Regions from separate parts of the Homo sapiens genome. Here region 1 is linked to region 2. Evidence: chromatin contacts called from ENCODE Hi-C or POLR2A ChIA-PET data. All regions are on one chromosome and are shown on one strand. Each heading gives the region's core, a stretch centred on a gene start or an enhancer-like site at or near the end of the contact. The rest is flanking DNA. Distances are from core to core; before and after follow the strand shown.

The links. Hi-C counts contacts between places; a loop is a spot of excess contacts on that map. ChIA-PET counts read pairs that join two places held with the same protein, here RNA polymerase II (POLR2A). Pooled maps may share reads with other maps.
Region 1: a map of B cell shows a loop between it and region 2 (3-fold over the local background). The contact joins two enhancer-like sites. A Hi-C loop is called at or near these places in 5 of 168 maps with a recorded cell type or tissue (B cell, Caco-2, GM12878 and 2 more), 25 of 37 single-sample maps with no recorded cell type and 10 of 50 pooled maps. POLR2A ChIA-PET finds 5 or more read pairs at or near these places in 8 of 52 experiments (BJ, GM12878, OCI-LY7 and 5 more).

The regions. Positions count from the first base shown.
Region 1 is chr2:97,910,107-97,914,824 of GRCh38, forward strand. The region is part of intron 2 of TMEM131 (transmembrane protein 131); the gene reads right to left. It also overlaps the pseudogene RNU7-96P. Among named protein-coding and RNA genes, the nearest start is that of TMEM131, 83 kb to the right of the region's middle. Within about 2 kb of position 1,430, at least 2 of the 41 ENCODE cell types and tissues checked have a DNase peak (open chromatin) inside an H3K27ac peak, as active enhancers do; they include B cell, where a contact is called at or near this core.
Region 2 is chr2:97,956,626-97,962,111 of GRCh38, forward strand. All of the region lies in intron 1 of TMEM131 (transmembrane protein 131), which reads right to left. Among named protein-coding and RNA genes, the nearest start is that of TMEM131, 37 kb to the right of the region's middle. RefSeq lists an enhancer at 1,210-1,289. Within about 2 kb of position 1,311, at least 3 of the 41 ENCODE cell types and tissues checked have a DNase peak (open chromatin) inside an H3K27ac peak, as active enhancers do; they include B cell, where a contact is called at or near this core.

The sequences.
Region 1 (4,718 bases), core at 180-2,679, 46 kb before region 2:
AGTAGGCACTTTAAAAGATGCTCAACATCACTAACCATTAGGGAAATGCAAATCAAAACCACAATGATACCACTTCATACCTGTTTGGATGACTACTATTTAAAATTTTAAAAAGAAAATAAGGATCTTTGGCAAGGATGTGGTGAAACTGGAACCTTTGTGCACTGTTAGTGTGAATATTAAAATGGTGTAGCCACTATGGAAAACAGTATTGTGGTTCCCAAAAAAATTAAACATAGAATTACCATACGACCCGCAATCCCACTTCTGTGTATATACCCTAAAGAACTGAAAACAGGGGCTCAAAAAGATACTGCATGAACCCACATTCACAGCAGTATTATTCACAACCATTAAGGGGTAGAAGCAACCCAAATGCCCATTGACAGGTGAACAGATAAACAAAATGTGATTTATACATACAAGGGAATACGATCCAGTCTTAAAGAGGAAGAAAATTCTGACACATGCCACAACAATGTAAAAGCGTTCCTATTTCTCCACATCCTCCCCAGCATCTGTCGTTTCCTGACTTTTTAATGATTGCCATTCTAACCGGTGTGAGATGGTATCTCATTGTGGTTTTGATTTGCATTTCTCTAATGACCAGTGATGATGAGTTTTTTTTTCTTATGTTTGTTGGCTGCATAAATGTCATTATTTCTGAGGCCTTTGTTCTGTTCCATTGGTCTACATACCTGTTTTGGTACCAGTACCATGTTGTTTTGGTTACTATAGCCTTGTAGTATAGTTTGAAGCCAATTTCTTACAAAGTTAAACATACACCTACCATATGACCAAATCACTCCACTCCTAGATATATGCCCAAGAGAAACAAAAGCATTTGTCCGTACAATGAATGGCTTGTACATAAATGTTCGTAGCAGCTTTGTTACAGCTCAGTATTGGAACAGCCCAAATTTCCACCAGCCCAAACTTCCACGTATCCAGGTGAACAGACACATGAGTTGTGTTATATCCGTACAATGGAATACGACTCAGCAATAAAAAGAATAAGCTATTGATATACAAAACAACACAGATTAATCTCAAAATAATTATGCTGAGTGGAACAACCCAGACCCTCAAAAAAGTACATTCTGTATGACTCCATTTATATAAAGTGTTTTAAAATGTAAACTTCCTGACAGTGACAGAAAGCAGACTGGTGGTTGCCTAAAGATAAGGAGCGTAAAGGGATTACCAAGGGGCACAAGTAGACTTTTAAGGGTGACACGTATGTCCATTATCTTGATTGTAGTAATAATTTCACAGGTACATAATTATGCCAACTTTTTAAATTACATAATTTAAACACATGCAGTTTATTGTATGTCATTTATACATCAATAATGGTTATGACAGAATTCTAGAGCATGAGAAGCTATGGTCTCACATGAAGTCTACAGAAAAGGAACTCAGGACGTGTATCACTCATGTGCACTTTCTTGAGGAGAAAAAAATTATCATGAAGACAGAATCTGACCACTGAAATTACTCATACGAAGACTCACAAATGAGGAAGCTGTCTTGTGAAAGATAAGCAGATACTCAATGCAAAGGATCTGTGGAAATAAAGTTAGAAAATCAGAAAATAAATATTGTTTTTGAAGTATATGCCACAAAACAGAAAAATAATCATTTAACTGTAATAAACAAGAATAAAAATCTCAGAACATGCCAACACATCCTTAAGTGTTATGAGAATAAGGAAGATCACAATAGACACTATTTTGTTTCTGAAGCAATTTGAGAAATAAAGGCATAAACATATCTTAAAAGTATATCTGAAAATTGAGCCCCATTATCAAGAGATTAAAAACAAAACAAAAGCCAATATGAATGCATAAAAAGCAGATGGAAAAGATTAAACACATCTACAGTGAGACTAAATAAGATAAACTCAACTGTTTATATAAAGACAAAAGGATTGCATCAAACAACTGGAACCTAACTATAACAATTTAATACAAAATGCAGAAATGTCAAAGGTCAGAGAATGGGCAAAAATAAACACTGAATAAGGATAAAAACAGGCAAATAAGGATTACAACATTAATAACTTTACAATGTAAAGATACATAAAAACTGTTATAATTCGACAGTGAAAAGGAAAAAAGGAAATGGGAAAACCAATGTTGTGACTGAAATGTAAGCAAAGGGCAAGAAGACAATTCACTAAAGAAAAATAAATGGCCAATAACCATATGAAAAAGATGATCAACCTCAGTAGACAGTAAAGCAATCTCTAGAGGACAGGGAAATTCCATAGTTTGCCATTTGACTGGCAGGGACCTTTGAACCTCATGAATTCACATCCAGAGATAAGGGTCTATTAAGAGTACTCAGAGCCCTAGAAAATGCCCATGCCATGCATTTTTTTAATCTTCTATCAAATATAAGACACTCCTACAATGTTTCAAAGGCAATTTCACTGAATCACAGAAACTTTAGTGATTCTTAACTCACTGCAAATTCTCTTCACCACATCTCTTTAGAACAGACAAGATATAACAGGGGTGTTCTTTCACCTCAGGTGTTAAGGAAAATATGTATATGCATGTGAGTTTGGAGACACCTTTCCTACCTCCCCATCCCCAAATTCTTTGGTCTTTCGGTACCTTCCCACCCATGCTTCTGTCATACTTAAGGACTTCAGCTTCAACCTCGCTCCTCACTAGGGTGCAGATTCCAAATAATCTGAGCACAGCTTCTCTCAGAATGCACTCCCAACTCCAAAAGGGGATATGCGGGAGGAAAATGGACTCTTCTTCCAATCAAATAGACCAGCCTCGGCAAAAATATATGTGATATGCTTTAAAATATTATTAAATTCTTTTATAAAACGAACACATCTGATAATTTTATCCCTGTAACTCAGTGGTTCTCAACCGAGGGCAATTTTGTTTCCCTGGGGGAATTTGGCAACGTCCAGAAGCATTTCTCTGTGTGCGGGTTTTTATTAACACCAAAAAACATGCTGGACAAATTCTAAAAGAGTTAAAAAACTAAGAGGCATTTTTGTTTGTCGCAAATCAGGGGGCCACTAACATTAAGTGTGTAGAGTCCGGCCTGCTGCTAAACACCCGGTAATGCACAGGACGCTCTTTCTTCTACCCTACAACCAATTATCTGGTCCAAAACGTACACAGGCCAAGACTGAACATCGTACTACAACCTCAATTTTATAGAGATATCAATAATTTAGATGTTCATTTGTAATAACATCTCCTTGCCTTTTAATTCAAAGTGCGTTACTGTCTTAACTGTGTTTGTATTTCCAGTGGTCCTTGCAGTTCTTAACACACTGGAGATAAATACAGAATTCATTTTACAGATAAAGAAACTAAGCCTCTAAATGTTCTAAATTAGCAAATGGTAAGAGTTAGAATTCAAATCCTTCGATCTGGTCTAGTACTGCATTCATACAATAACCTATCCTTGACAGAACTGCATATGCCTAAAACCAACTTTTAGCTTACATGAGCTGAAGTTGGCTATATTATTGCTAACAAATTTTAAGATGGCCATACTTTTATACTGCATTATTGTTAAACAGAAGATTTAATCTTGTTAGAAAAATAAAATGAAATTCACTTCAGAATGAGGTACGTGGCAGTTGTGCACACGGCATGGATGCTTAGAAATAAGACAAGGTCTGCACACCCTAGAATTTAAGCTTCTTGATGGTACAGGCAGCACATGCACACAAACCCGTGGTACCAGGAAGCCACACCAGGCGCCATTTGAGTATTACTTACATACTGGGCAGCTTTCCCCAGGGATATACCTGGGAGCCAGTTTCCTTGCAGGCGATGAGACTATGCTTCTCTGTCACCTTTAGAGACAAAATTACATACTTCCTCCAGGACTGGGTTGGGGGAAGGTAGAGGATGAGGTCTGCTTTTGATTATGAAGATCTCAACATGTAATCCTACTTCTTATCAACCCAATCTCCCCCACAAAGTTCTCTGCAAATCATCTCATAGTGAAAATGGATGACATCTGTGAGGGAGTTTTAAGAATTTTTAACTCACAAAAGGGGTCTTTCCTGACTTTCTAATTGTTTTGCTTCCTGTGCTTCTCTGTGTGTATGTATTTTTAACATGAATTTTCACTGAGATAACTGTAGATTCACATGCAGTTGCAAGAAATAGTAAAAAGAGCTATATTTTAACTCAGTTTCCCCACTGTATCATTCTGCAAACACTATGGCATAACATCACAAGCAGCACAGCGACACTGGTACGATCCACCTGCCTTGTTCAGAAGGTCTCAGTTTTGTATGTCCTCATTTGTGTTTGTTCATGTATTTAGTTCTACACAATTTTCTCTGCTGTGTAGGTTCATGAACACCAGTCAAGACACAGAACAGTGTCAGCACCCTGAGAATCCAGTGTGTCGCTTTTATAATCACACTCATCTTCCTCCTGCCCTTCCCCCCAAGCCCTGGCAACCATTCCTCTATTATTCATGACTAAAATTTTTTCATTTTAAAAAGGTCATATAAATGAAATCATGCACATGTAACCTTTTGGAGTTGGCTTTTTTCACTCAGCCTAATTCTCTGGAGACTTACCCAGGTTGTTGTGTGTGCCAACACTTTATTCCTTTTTATTGCTGAGTTGTATTCCATGGTATGAACGTATCACTGTTTAACAGTACATCTACTGAAATACATCTGGGTTGTTTCCAGTTTGGGGCTATTATAAACAGAG
Region 2 (5,486 bases), core at 61-2,560:
AAGTGAGAATGTGTTATATATATTTAAAAATATTTCTCTTTTTTCATTAAGTAGTGTAAACTAGATTTTTTTTTTACTACTAAACATGACTTTTGTAAATACATGGTCCAAAAATTTTATTCTCTATTAGTCTTTAATAGTTTATTCTCCATCTCTGACATAAATTTTAAGTTAAAAAATTATCCAACAGCGGCTGGGCACGGTGGCTCACGGCTGTAATCCCAGCAGTTTGGGAGGCCGAGGCAGGCAATCACCTGAGGTCAGGAGTTTGAGACCAGCCTGGCCAACATGGTGAAACCCCATCTGTACTAAAAATACAAAAATTAGCCGGTGTGGTGGCATGTGCCTGTAGTCCCAGCTATTCAGGAGGCAGAGGCAGGAGAATAGCTTGAACCCGGGAGGCGGAGGTTGCAGTAAGCCGAGATCGCGCCACTGCACTCCAGGCTGGGCGACAGCGTGAGACTCCGTCTCAAAAAAAAAAAAAAAAGTTATCCTACAGCAATAATTTTTAAAATGAAGTTAAATGTTTGAATAAATGTGAGACTTTGTTCACATTTATTCCAAAAGGAAAAAAATTGAAAGACACCAAATTTGGCAACTTCTAAGCACAATAATGTTTACATAAAAACAAAAAGCAAAGAAACAAAAATTTTGTTGTGCCTGGTACTTAATGATTTACATAAACTAAATTTTAGCATTACTATGAATTTTAGTTTATTATTTTTAAAATTTATTTAGTCACATGTTTTACTTTTGACTACATACATATGAAACAACATTATATATTTTATTTTTCCCCCTCTAGTAACCAGGCACAAATTTTAATGTACTTCTAGTCTGTCCTGGCTTGCTTTGAAATTCAAGGGATACTATTTTGGTGCTGACCACTGACTATAAACAGAAAGTACCAGCTAACTCATAGGATGGGGAGAGGCAAGGTTATTTCATGATCTCATTGTGGGATGAGGCAAACCTAAACTTAAAAAAAGAAACAAGTTACCTCTTCAAGACATTAGTTTAAAAAAAAAAATGTGCTCAAGTGTTAGAACTTCTATTCCAAAGGACAAAAGTTTCCTGTTTTGAAAACATGCGGGAAAGCTTATACCTGCTGGCATGGCTGCCAAGTATGTTGACAAATAATGAAAGTTTCAAAACTAGGCCTCTGAAATACAATTAGCTAATGTCATAGTAGGTGCCTTGATTATTCCAAAAAAAAAAAGATAACTTTTAACTAAAAGCTACTGCACATAACCACAGTGCTAACGGCTAAGGCTGGACCTCCTCAAGGAACTCATACACTGAGATGAGACACAGACGAATAAATCAAGTACTGGGTGCTCCAGGTGCACTGAAACCACCAAATTCAGCCACAAGGGTTTATGGAGTGGTTACGTCTGAAGGAAGAGTCAGGTGAACACGGAGGTTAAGGTAGGGCATTCCTACCAGAAAGCACAACAGTGCAAAGGAATTTGAGGTATGAAAAATCATGGTTCTTTAAGAAGATAAGTCATTTCATAGGTCTGAAATCTGGGGAGCATTGAAGAGAATTAAGAAGAGGCTGGAGAGGGGGGCAGAAGCTGAGCCACCATCCACACCAAACCCTGGAAGTTGTGTGCTATTTTTCCCATTTTCCAGTAATTTGCCCAAGGTCAAACTTCTGGCAAGTGGCAGAGATGAGAGGACAGATCAGGTCTGCATCTCTACAAAGCTCAAGCTCAGGCTGTCTCTCAACGACCTTCCAATACTTAGAATAATCTCCCAACAGGTGCAGCTTCCTGAAGACAGAGAAAGCCCATGGTGAAGTAGAACAGTAACAAACCCTGAAACCAATCATTAAAGTAGCTGTTCTCAAAGTGGAGTTCTTGGACCACTGCATTAAAATGCCTTGGTACTCAGCAAAAGGTAGATTCTGGGCCTACATTCAGACATACTGAATCGCATTCTCTGAGACTGAGCCTGGGAGTCTGCATTTTATGATACCCACAAGCTTTGAAGGCTGGTGATTTAAATGCCTGTTACGCCTAGGGCAAGTGACCAGATTTGAAGGGGCATATGAAGAAAGGAAAGGCTTAATTCAACTTCAGATAAATGGGATCTGAGTTAACAATGAGCTATGCAAGGAAAAATGCTGAAGCAGGCAGTTCCAAGACAGTACTTGAACTTGGGGAAAGGGACACCAACAGAGGGACGAAACTGAAGCTCTCAGCTTTCAAAAATCAAGGAAGAAATGGTAGAGGGCTGAGCTCTGCAACTTATTACGGGCAGAACCTCCCTCCAGCAGCAGTGGAGCACTGACAGTGGAGGTTTATGAGCAAGAGGAACAGAAGAGGGCATGTGTCATGGAAGCCAAGAAAGGGCTCAACAGTGTCAAAGACTATCCCACAGAGAAAAGAAGAGGACAGAGGGGCAGAGACTTGAAAATAAGCCACCAGAGTTGGCCAATTGGAAGCCACTGGTAAGTCTTGAGACAGGTTTCTGAGTGGCAGAGAGAAGCCAGACTCTAAAGTAGATGCCTTGGAAAGTCAAGAAAACAGGAGAAGAGAAAGGAGAAGAAAAGCTCTATCTGAAGACTGAAGTAAAGAAACGTGGGGGGAGACACAAACTGAGGTTACAAGAAGGGAGAAATAGAAGGAGCTGACGCTGGAGGGTCTGTTTCAATGAGCTAAGATACAAGGTCATCTGTGTCTCTGGGGAGGTGGGGAAGAGCTGGACAGGTTTGAAGAACCAACTGCTTCAGCCCCATGGTCAAGGCCTGGAAGAGCCACTGTGGTCCTGACTCTCAAACAGGGAAGTATTTTCTTGGCGCACCTTTTACTGTAGAAAAGGTTAACCTACAGAATAGTTAAAACAACTGTATTTATCAGATTTGTTTCAGCACATTCTCCCTTTCTCTCTCTCTCATATATATGAGAAAAAAATATATATATGTCTGCGTGTGTGTGTGTGTGTGTATCTATATATGGTCAAACCATTTGAAAGCAGGCTACAGACACCACAACACTTCCCAGTAAATACTTTCAGCACAGATCCCTTAAGAACAAAGACATTCTCCTACATAATCACAATTTTATTACCACAGCCAACCATTTTAATACTGACATATAACATTTAAAAAATACAGTCGGTATTTAAGTTTCCACCCCAAAATGTCCTTTATAACCTTTTTTTTCAGTCCAGCATCCAATCAAGGATCATGCATTACAGCATTATATTTGGTTGTCACTTTAGTCTCCTTTAAATTACAACAGTCCCCCTCAAAAGTTTTTGTCTTTCATGACATAATTTTTGGAGAATCAAGACCTAGTGTTTTACAGAATATCCCACAATCTTGATTTGCTTTATTGTTTCCTCATGATTAGATTCAGGGCAAATATTTTTGGTAAGAATAATATAGAAATGACATGCAACCCTAACAAGAGACTGATATTTCAATTTGTCACTACTGGTGATATTAAATTGGATCACTTGCTTAATGTAGTATCCACCAGATCTTTGCATCACAAAGATGTATTTTTCCCTTTGTAATAGATAATTCATAAAAAGAATTTTGAGATAGTACACATATACCCAATAATCTTTACCAATAATTTTTAGCATCCATTGACAATTCCTGCCTGAGTCAATGATTACAGTGGCAGTTGTAAAACGGTAACTTTCTAATTCAATCATTCCTTGTACATTTACTAGAAGGCATTCTTTGGTAATGTCATTTTTATTTCCATCCACCTTCTTCATGTTTAAGTATCACTATGGACTCATATTTTCTTCCAATATAACTGATTACTTTTTTTTTTGATGTTCAAAATGTTCCAAATTTGGCCAATGAGAATCCCTTCAAGCCAGTTTTTGTGTTGTTCTAACTTGTTTCCATTAGTCCTGGAGCACATGTTTGCTTTACGACACAAAATGATCCAGTATCATTTTGCAGTTTTCCTGTCTGAGCCTTAGATGGTTTCACTGGTTAATTCTAACAAATGATGCTAAAACGGCTTAAAAGAAATAAGACTAATTCTATAAAAATGATTCAACATTGTAAGAAAAATCCTTCCCAACTCATTTGATGAGACCAGCATTAATCCAACACCAGAAATAAAAATAGCATACAAAAACTAAAACCAACAGACTTCATTAATGCAGACATAAAAAATGCTTAAAGGTGTTTTACCAAATTGAGTCCAGCAATATGTAAAAATGAGTAATATATAACATCCAAACAGAGTTAATACCAGAAAAGCAAGGATGGTTTACATTTTTAAAAAGTAATGTATTTTACCATATTAACATTCTAAAAAAAGAAAAACTAGTTACTTCACCATCTTAATATAGAGAAAAAGAATTTGATAAAATTCACCAATTCATGATGAAAATTACCAGTAAGCCAATAGAAAGAACTTCCTCAGCGATTATGAACACTTATTAAAAACTTACAACTGACATCGTACTTGATGGTCAAAGACTGAATGTTTCCCCCCAAAATTGGGAACAAGGAAAGGAAGCTGTAAACACTATCTAAAAAAAAAAAAGGTGCTATTAGAACAAGTAAGGTTATAGCACGTAAAGTTAATAACAAATATCAATTACATTTCTATATACAAGCACTGAACAATTGAAAAATAAAATAAAATATAATTTCATTGTATTTGGAAAAAATACAATCGGTTGTATACAGAACAAATATCCAATTGTTTGTATACTTGTATACAATATACAATTGTTGTATATGGAAAAAATACAATTCCCTATACAACAGCCTCCAAAAACATGAGAGATAAATACTGTTTAAAGAAATTAAAAAAGATCTAAATAAAGAGATGAATCTTGTTTGGGATTAAAAACTCCATGTTGTTATATCAATTCTCACCAGTTTGATTAGAGTTAATGTGCTCTCAATCAAAATCTCAGGTTGTTGTTGTTTTCGAAATTGACAAGTCTGAAATTTACATGGAAATGGAAGTAACTAAAACAGCCAAAGCAGTTGCAGTATTCATACTGCCTCCCTTTAAAGACTTACTAAAAGACTGCCGTAACCAAGCTAATACAGAACTGACAAAATGATATGTAAATCAACAGAACAGAATTGAAAATCGAAAAACAGACACGCAAATACATGGTCAACTGAGTTTCAATAAAGGTGCCAAAGCAACTCAATGGAGGAAAATGAAAGTCTTTTCATAAATTGTGCTGCAACAGCTGAATATGCAAATGCACTTTAAAAAGTGAACTTACGGGAAATTGTAGGTCAATATTTTAAAAGTCAACAACAACAAAAAGCATGCTTTTGTGTTCTATTCCCTATTGCAATATGCATTATTTACATATTCCCATTATTTGAATACGCAAATAATGAATATTGACTCCCACCTCCTACCATATATAAAAATTAGCTCAGAATGGATTACAGACCTAAATAAACAGCTAAAACTATAATGTTCTAGAGAAACACACAGGAGAAAATTTTTGTGATCTTGTGGTAGGCAAAAATTCTT